2 separate regions of the Homo sapiens genome follow, and region 2 is linked to region 1. The links are chromatin loops, found by intact Hi-C in ENCODE. Cell type or tissue: GM12878. All regions are shown on one strand. Each heading gives the region's core, and the rest is flanking DNA. Links, peaks and the distances in the headings are about the cores only. Region 1 overlaps ELMO1 (engulfment and cell motility 1). Region 2 overlaps NME8 (NME/NM23 family member 8).

Evidence for each region. Hi-C counts contacts between places; a loop is a spot of excess contacts. Peaks named below come from ENCODE experiments on the same cell type or tissue, not always from the same donor. Only the 100,000 strongest peaks of a DNase experiment are listed, where the experiment ranks them.
Region 2: a loop joins it to region 1, with 5 times the contacts of the local background. A loop is called at or near these places in 1 of 110 quality-filtered maps.

What each region holds. Positions count from the first base shown.
Region 1 is chr7:37,209,778-37,214,186 of GRCh38, forward strand. It overlaps ELMO1 (engulfment and cell motility 1), which reads right to left. Exons shown (of 22, transcript NM_014800.11): 12 at 3,558-3,680; 13 at 1,609-1,740. Among named protein-coding and RNA genes, the nearest start is that of ELMO1-AS1, 210 kb to the left of the region's middle. In GM12878, for the core only: no CTCF peak of the experiment used is centred there; a DNase peak (open chromatin) is centred at 2,456.
Region 2 is chr7:37,850,976-37,855,384 of GRCh38, forward strand. All of the region lies in intron 5 of NME8 (NME/NM23 family member 8), which reads left to right. Among named protein-coding and RNA genes, the nearest start is that of NME8, 4.6 kb to the left of the region's middle. In GM12878, for the core only: a CTCF peak has its summit at 2,729 (motif pointing left); no DNase peak of the experiment used is centred there.

The DNA.
Region 1 (4,409 bases), core at 135-4,134:
GAGCTTTGGTCATCGACACACAAGTACAGGAAACTCACCCGCTCCACCAGTCATGACATTTTTTGCTAAAATTTTAAAAAATTGATTCAACTAAAAGATAAAATGGAATGCCAAGGTCGAAACATAAAATATAATGATACAAAAATAATTTCAGAATACCTCTGTAAAGCAAGCTGCAAAGCTGAATATGCAGTAAGTATTCTTATTTAAAACGTCATATTAAAACTAACACTATAAAAACAATAACTGGACAGAGTGTTAGTTTTTTAGGTTTTTAGGTTTTTTTAGTTTAAGAAACACTACTGGAGAGAGTTAAAAAAAAAATGAACACTGCTGGTTAAAATGGACATGACTTTCTGTGTGTGGAAAGCAATTAGACAGTATCAAAAGCCTTGAAAACATATCTCATACAAAGTACAGTTCCACAAATTTATCCTAATAATGTGATCATGGGTGTGCATACATTCTGGGCTGTAAGATATTAATTATAGACTTATGGTAATTTCAAAGCATTGAATCATTTAGTAAAAGGGCTTGGTTAAATAAATTGTATTACATCTAAATAATGAAAAACAAATCAGTAATGAAACACAGTAATATGAAAACATTTTCAAAGAATATTCCCATGAAAGACAAGCCTTCTCAAATAACACATAAAGCATGATACCATTTGTCAAACTATGTATAAATATTATTATTAGTATATATACAGATATATACATTGTGTGTATATATATATATTTGGGTGTGTCTGTATATATGTATATGCATGAATATGTATATATATAAAATATATACACCTTATATATATACACACACAGACACACACATACAGATATATAGCTTATATATTTTTTTCCAAGGAAAGAGTATTTGGAACTATAAAATAATGCCTGGTGATTTCTAATCACCGAAGCCAAAATCTCAGTAATGCCATTTATGATGGGGATTAAAATTGAAATCCAATTTTACAACTGCAGAATTTGATATTAGCCGAAGGTCACTCAGAGACTTCATGGGGAGAAAATCGAGAATATAGTGCAAACAGAAATGAAAACAATGGATTATATTCAGGACAAGCTGTGTTCTGATTTGCAAACTAAAAAAAAAATCTAGGAGACAACCTATTAGCATTCATAGCAAGAGAGACCTTTTAAGAAAACATAAATTGTGTTAATGTCATCAGGATTAAATTTCAGGAGACTTTCAATTTGACTTTGATATAAAATTGATGTATGTAAGTAATCAACTCAATAACCCAATAATAAGATCCATCACTCATTTAAGGCAAACACAAATCTTAAGCATCTTGTGAAATAGATTTAATGAAGTCGAGATACATTCCGGGCTAACTACTCTCGGTTACACTTAATCAGAACTGAATAAACAAATGCAGTATTAGTCACACTTGTGCAAGTTATTCCATTTCACTGAAGCCAGAAGAGATTTTCATGTGATCCTGTTTAAACCAGCTAAACATCTGGAAATGTGGAAACTATTCCGTAAAGCGCAAGAGGACCACACGCTCGGAAGAGACATCAGTTATGTGGCTGAGGTCAGGCCCGGGGAGGCTGGAGGGAGAGCGCATACTGGAGATAGCTTACTTACAATGAACCCAAGCTTCTTATAATCTCGCGTGTACATGGACTTGCGTTTCTCCATGCTGCCACTGCTGTTGTTAGGTTCAGACTCAGCATCAAAAGCAATTCTTCGAAGTTCAAATATGATGTCCCTCTGAGCCTGAAGGAATCAGGGAGTAAAAAGAAAAGGGAGGGGAAAAAGCTGCTTTCATTGTGTGACATTACATATACTCCCTCTTTCCCTGGGGTCTAAATGAATCACTGCATTCAGGCAAAAGAAAAACAGATAAAAGAGAACCAATGTTCTAAGTTAGGGCTTTGCAGACCACTCTTCCCCCGTCAGTCTCCCTGCTGGTCAGGCCTGGCTGTATTCCACAGTGGTCCTCTTAGCCAAGTAGTTATCTGGAGCACGAATATTGATAGTCCAGTGCAGTCTTAACTGAGAGGCCCAGATATGATGGAAGGGTCGTGATTGGAGAAAGCTAAGCTAGAGAAACTGGGGATACTGTACAGTTGGGAACAAAGTAAGAAGCACCCAAAGTGCCTCACCCCACTAAGTTACTTCATGGAAACCAACACAGGACAAAAAAGAAAGAAAGGGTCAAAGGTGCAAACAACCCAAGTGTCCATCCAAGGGTAAATGGATGAACAAAATGTGGTGTGGACATACAATGGGATACTATCCAGGCTTTGAAAGAGGGCAATCCCAGTAGATGCTACAATCTGGATGAGCTTTGAAGATATTATGCTGAGTGAAATAAACCAGACACAGAAATATGCATATTGTCCAATTTCAATTATATGAGGTCCCTGGAGTAGTCAAATTCATAGACAGAAACTAGAATGGTGGTTACCAGGGACTAAGAGGACAGGGGAATGGGGAGTTAGTGTTTAATGGGTACAGAGTTTCAGTTCTGCAAGATAAAAAGAGTTCTGGAGATAGATGGTGGTGACAGTTTCCTAACAATGTGAATGTACTTAATGCCACTAGACTGTACACTTAAGAATGGTTAAAATAGTAAACTTTCTGTTATACATATCCCACCACAATAAAATACATAAATAAATTTTTAAAAGGGTTTCCAAGCAAAGAGCGTCATGTCATTCAATATTAAGAGGCATTGCTCTCTGCCACTAGAAGTGGTAAGATGACAGTCTCCTCTCCCTGGGATGACCACACCTTGCCAAAAACGTGGGGCACATTCACCGCCTCTCAAAGCCTCTCCATCATTCTTAACCGTATGGCCTTGCTCCATGAATGAAGTGCCACGGCAGCTACACACTTCACATATGCAGTTCACATCTGCAACAGATCAGGCCCTCACGTGCCAATAATGAGTGTTTTCCTTTCCAAAGCTGCAGCGCTGTTTAAGTTGAAAATGTGCTACGGCAGGGCTCCCAGCTGTTTCCTCTCACTCTACCCTCACACAGCAAAGGTCCCCAAAGCCTTCTGAATGGAGCTATAACCTTTCATGCACAACAAGAGACCCAGCAGAGAGTTACAGCCAACAGCCAACCGACAGAAATGCTGGCCCAGAAATCAGGTTTAATCTGGGACCCTGCTCTTGGCACTGATCCCTGGAGAACGAAAATTGCTAACTCAACCCCACAGAATCAATGCCACATAGAGTCACCAAGAGGCCCTAGTTGTCTGGGAACTTGACTCCAAAGCTACTACTATTAAATGTTACTTGGGGCCAGGAGCTAAAGTCTGTGGTCATGTGACATCAAACTTTCTTATTCAATAAATGCAGAAAGAACATGCATGTTTGGAGCCTAATGGAAGAATGCATTTGGTATATTTTCTGATCCTAGATTCACCTAATTTTGAAGCCATGCCCCTAAGTTCTGAGATGATAATAAAATGACATCATATCAAACTCTGAAACTCCCTAGTTTCAGGGTACCTCAAGAAAAGACTTTTAATGACACTTTCTGTCCTTCCTGTGCTTTGACTGCTGTCCAATGAGCACTCACCTGGTCCTGGGGGTCCATTTTGGTCATCATCCTGTCTTCCAGGAGGTTAAAGGTGAGCACTTGTAGAACATACAGCTGGTGCGCCATCTCATTGTTGATGGCCCGCTGGGCTCGGATGACATGCTAGGGAGATGGTTCACAAATGAAATTTTTTAAAAAAGAAAGAAAAGGAAACAACTAGAATTAACACTCAAGAAGGCTCTCACAGTCTTCACTGGGAGGTATAAGGAATGGAGAAGGAAGGTGAGGGCACAGGGAATTTCAGAGCTTTCCTTTGAATTTCAGAGCCCAGTAAGGTTCCTGATCTTCAGGTCACAGGCCATGAAAAAACCTACTGTGGGCAGGAGGGAGTGGAAGGGGAAAAGCGCTGGAAAGGGACTGATGATGGCAGCCATATAAGTCAAGAGAAGATGTGCTTGAAATGGGGGTGTCTCCAAGACAACTGTGGATTTCTACAATGGAAGCATCTGTCACACGCAGCAGAAAAACCAATGATGCATACCCATAGGAAGCAATTTTGCCATTATCTTACCCTGGGACTGTCTCTGACAGGTGAGCCCACTTCAAAATGGGGAAAAGTTTTAGAAGGAACACACAAAAGCAAAATACCCATCAAATCTTAATCCACTGTGGGAGCTACACAAGGATGTCTACCATCAAAAGCAGAGAGCAAATGCTCGTGAATTACTTTACTCACTGTTAACAATTAAATGAAAGATAAAATGACTTTTCCCCATAGAAACAGAACTGAAAAGAGAACATACAAGGAGTGGCAGGACAGGAAGACTGGATAGGTCCACCCCCAATCCCCTCACCCCTGCCCAGAAATGGGACAGCTGCCACCAACTCAAC
Region 2 (4,409 bases), core at 273-4,272, 640 kb after region 1:
ATAATGGACACATCTATTGTTCTGTTTCCTTTCACCTGACCACATGTTCAGTGTGTGTCCTTTAGAATAAGGGCTACAAAAGCTGTTTACTGGGTATCATTGAGTAGTGCCCTGGCATTAACCCAGTTACCATATTTTCCAGTGGCAATGATTTTTCCTCATTTATTTGCTACCTACTTGCAATAAGGGATTAAAATATTATAGCCAAACACATTTTACTGAATTGTACTGTTTTTTCAATCTATTCACATAAAATGATCAACTAATTAGAATTTCGTTGTCCAACATGGTAGCTACTAGGCATAAGTGACTATGGAGCTCTTGCAATGTAGCTGGTCCAACTGAGGAGCTCAATTTTTAATTTTAATGAATTTAAATCTGGATTTTCAAACTGATACTCCATTGAGTTATTGTAAAACTTTTAAAATCTGGGATAACTTGAGTATGTGAATCTACTACTTAACTGTAAATGTTATTAAAGCTAATTAAGGATTAATTATTTCTGATTAACATTTAGCATATGAATTAAGACATACTCAAGTGTAAGAGACACATTAGATTTTAAAAATTTAATATGGAAAAAGAAAGTGAAATATGCCATCAATAATTTTATACATTGATTACATGTTGAAATGATAATATTTTGGATGTATCGGGTTAAGTAAAATTTATTATCACATTATTTTCACCTTTTTTTGTTTTTAAATGTCCCTACTGGAGAATTTATATGTGTGGCTTATATAATATATTTATATTATATAGAAAAGCTCCCAAACCAACTAGACTTAAGATACAGGAGCAGATAACAGATGATAACAGATCTTTACTCCTTATCTCTGAAATACATAGTTCCTAATGCAGACATGCAACCACAACCCACTCATGTTCTCCCAGTTACAGGTCTTTCATGGCCCCTTTCAACCCAAACATTGGAATGGGTTTGCCTACTGACCTTGTATTTCACTATCCATCCCCTTCTTTAAATGCATTTTCCATAGGACTTATTTTCCTTAGTTCAAGATGATGAATAAGCAGTTTAAAGCCTAGACACTCACCTCTTATTATTTTTCTATTCAAGAGAGTAAGTGGCTGTCTACAGTAGTTAAATCCTGTTGTCCTGGTGAAGGAATTGACTTTTTTTTTTTGTCTTCTGAAATAAGGACTTTGTAAGGTTTTCATTCCTTTAATTTTTTAAAAAATGTCTTTATATAGATGTTATTTTTAGAGCAGTTTTAGGCTCATAGCAAAATTTACCAGGAAGTAAAGAGTTCTCATATATCCCCTATCCCCACACTCTCATAGCCTTTTCCACCATCAAAATCCCACATCAGAGTGGTACATTGTTACAACGGATTAGCCTACACTGGCACATCATTATTTACCAAAAGCCGTAGTTTACATTAAAGTTCATTCTCGGTGTTGTACATTTTAGGGAGTTTAACAAATGTGTAATGACATGTACTTACTATATTATGGCATCATATAGTATAGTTTCATTCCCAGCAAAATCCTCTGTAATCTGTTCATCTCTCCCTACCTCATAACCTCTGGCAACCACCAATCTTTTGACTACCTCCATAGTTTTCCCTTTTCCAGAATGTCATATAGTTAGAATCACATAGTGTGGAGCCTTTTCAGATTGGCTTCTTTTACTTAGTGATATGCGCCATGTCTTTTAATGATTTGATAGCTCATTTCTTTTTAGTGTCAAATAATACTTCATTATCTGGATATACCAGGGTTTATTTATCCATTCACCTGCTGAAGAACATCTTGGTTGCTTCCAACTTTTAGCAGTTAGGAAAAGGCTGCTATAAGCATCCATGCTTAGGTTTTTGTATGAACATACTACACTTTCAACTCATTTGGGTAAATACCAAGGAGTAAGATTGCTGGATCATGTGGTAATGATATGTTTTATTTTGTAAGAAACCACCAAATCTTCCTAAGCAGCTGTACCATTTTGCATTCTTACCAACAATGAATGAGAGTTTCTGTTGGTCCACATTCTCACCAGCATCTGTTCTCTGGATTTTGGTCATCCTAATAAGTGTGTAGTGGAATCACTTTGTAGTTTTAGTTTGCGTTTCCCAAGATTATGTGAGGTGGAGCATCTTTATATATACTTATTTGCCATCTGTATATCTTCTTTGAGGAGGTGTCTGCTAAGGATTTTGGCTTATTTTTTTAATTGGGTTGTTTGTTCTCTTATTGTTGAGTTTCAAGTATTCTGTGTATTTTGAATAACAGTCTTTTATCAGGTATTACTTTTGCAAATAGTTTATCCCAGTCTGTGGCTGGTTTTTTCATTCTCTTGTCATTGTAGTTTTTTTAAAGACGAGATTCTGTAACAACCTGTTTCACTCTGGAGAATCACAACCACCAGAAAGGAGCTAGGAAATTATTCTAGACTTGATTCTTCACAGAGAAGAAAAATCAAGTTAGAAGACCAGAGAATAGAGCCTAAAGGAGATTGCCACATGCAGTTGGAAAGGGGTTGATAGAAGTTAAAATACAGTATCACAAGTGTCTAACAGCTGACAGATGGATCACAGGGAATTGAGGATCAGGAAATTCTTGTGAATCCTGGCAGTTGGCATTAGGAAAGTGGCAGTAGACGTTCACATAGACTAGGGGTTCCAGATTCTGGTGACCTGCCCATAAAGGTGAAAGAAAATTATATCTCCAAACCTCCATTGTGAGCAGCAATGGAGGGATGCCCTCTGCCGGACATATTGTTTTCTGCTGTTAATCAAGGAAGAACTTGAACATGTAGGTCCAAAATTAAAATGTATGAGGTTATTTCCTATTAAAATTGCCCTGAGCTGAATGGTCAGTATACAATTTTTTTCTGCTGTGTGCCTTTTTAAAAGAGGAACATTAAATATTTTATATATATAGAGAGAGGCATATAAAAATTTAGTTAATAGTGTTTATTATAGTTACTGTTATATTATTATTAAATTATTTAATCCTTAATAATTTATGTATTATAATATAAACATTATAATTATAATACCTGAATTACTTCTAAATAGAGTTGACCCTTACCAATGCTGGAGTTAGGGGTGCTAACCCCCCACGTAGTAAAAAATTCATATATGACTTTTGACTCCACCAAAAGCTTAACTACTAATAACCTACTGTTGACTGGAAACCTTATGGGTAACATAAACAGTCGATTGATACATATTCTGTATGTTATGTGTATTATATACTATATTCTTGCAATAAAGTAAGCTAGAGGAAAGAAAATAGTATTAAGAAAATTATAAGGAAAACAAAATATATTTACTATGCATTAAGTGGAAGTGGATTACCATAAAATTCTTCATCCTCATCATCTTAACATTGAGTAGGTTGAGGAGGAGACGAAGGAAGAGGAGTTGGTATTGACGTCTCAGGGGTGGCAGAAGCAGAAGAGGTGGAGGAAGTGGAAGGGGAGGCAGGAGAAGCAGGCATAGTGGATGTAATTTTATGGAAATACGTGGTAATTTCTGTCTGACGTTTTTGCTTTTTCATTGCTCTAAAAATGTTTCTATGTGGTACCAATCCTTCTTCCACCATTTGCTTTGGTTTCAGTGCCCATATCATAGAAGGGTCCATGTCATAAATGAAGTCAAAAGCAGTCTTGAATAACTGGAATTCTTCTGCCAGATGTTCTAATGTCAGTTTGTTTTCTGGCACTGGCTCTTCTACATCTTCTCCCTCATCGTCTGGCACTGCTTTAGAGGCACTCATCTCTACCAATTTGTCTTCTGTTAATTCCTCTGGTGTGGTGTCTCTCAGCTCTTGGATTTCTCCAACATCCATATCTTGAAACCTTTCACCCCCCACCTTTTTGCCACATACACAATCTCTTTTATGACTTCCTTAATTGGCTCTGTCATAAATCCCATGAAGTCATGCACAACATCTGGACACAATTTTCTCCAGCAGGAATTTATTAATTTGTGCTTGATAGCTTTTGCAGCTTTTTCTATAACAATGATGGCATCTTCAATGGTGCAATTCTCCCAGACTTTAATGATGTTCTATCAGGGTTCTCTTCCATAGCACTGACATTTTTTCCATAGAGTACCACGTGTAATGAGCCTTCCAGGTCCTTATGAGCCCCTGATCTAGAGGCTGAATTATAGATGTTGTGTTTGGAGACAAGTAGATCATTTTGAGACCTTTGATGTCGACCTCATGGGATTCTCAGTGACCAGGGGCATTTTCCAATATCAAAGAACTTTAAAAACAGTCTCTCACTGGCAAGGTACTTCCTGACACCAGGGACAAAGCACTGATGGAACCAATCCAGAATAAAAGGTTCTCATTGTCCAGGATTTCTTGTACAACTGAAAGACTGGCAGCTGGTGTTATCTTTTCCTTTCAAGGATTGGGGGTTAGCAGTTTTATTGAGA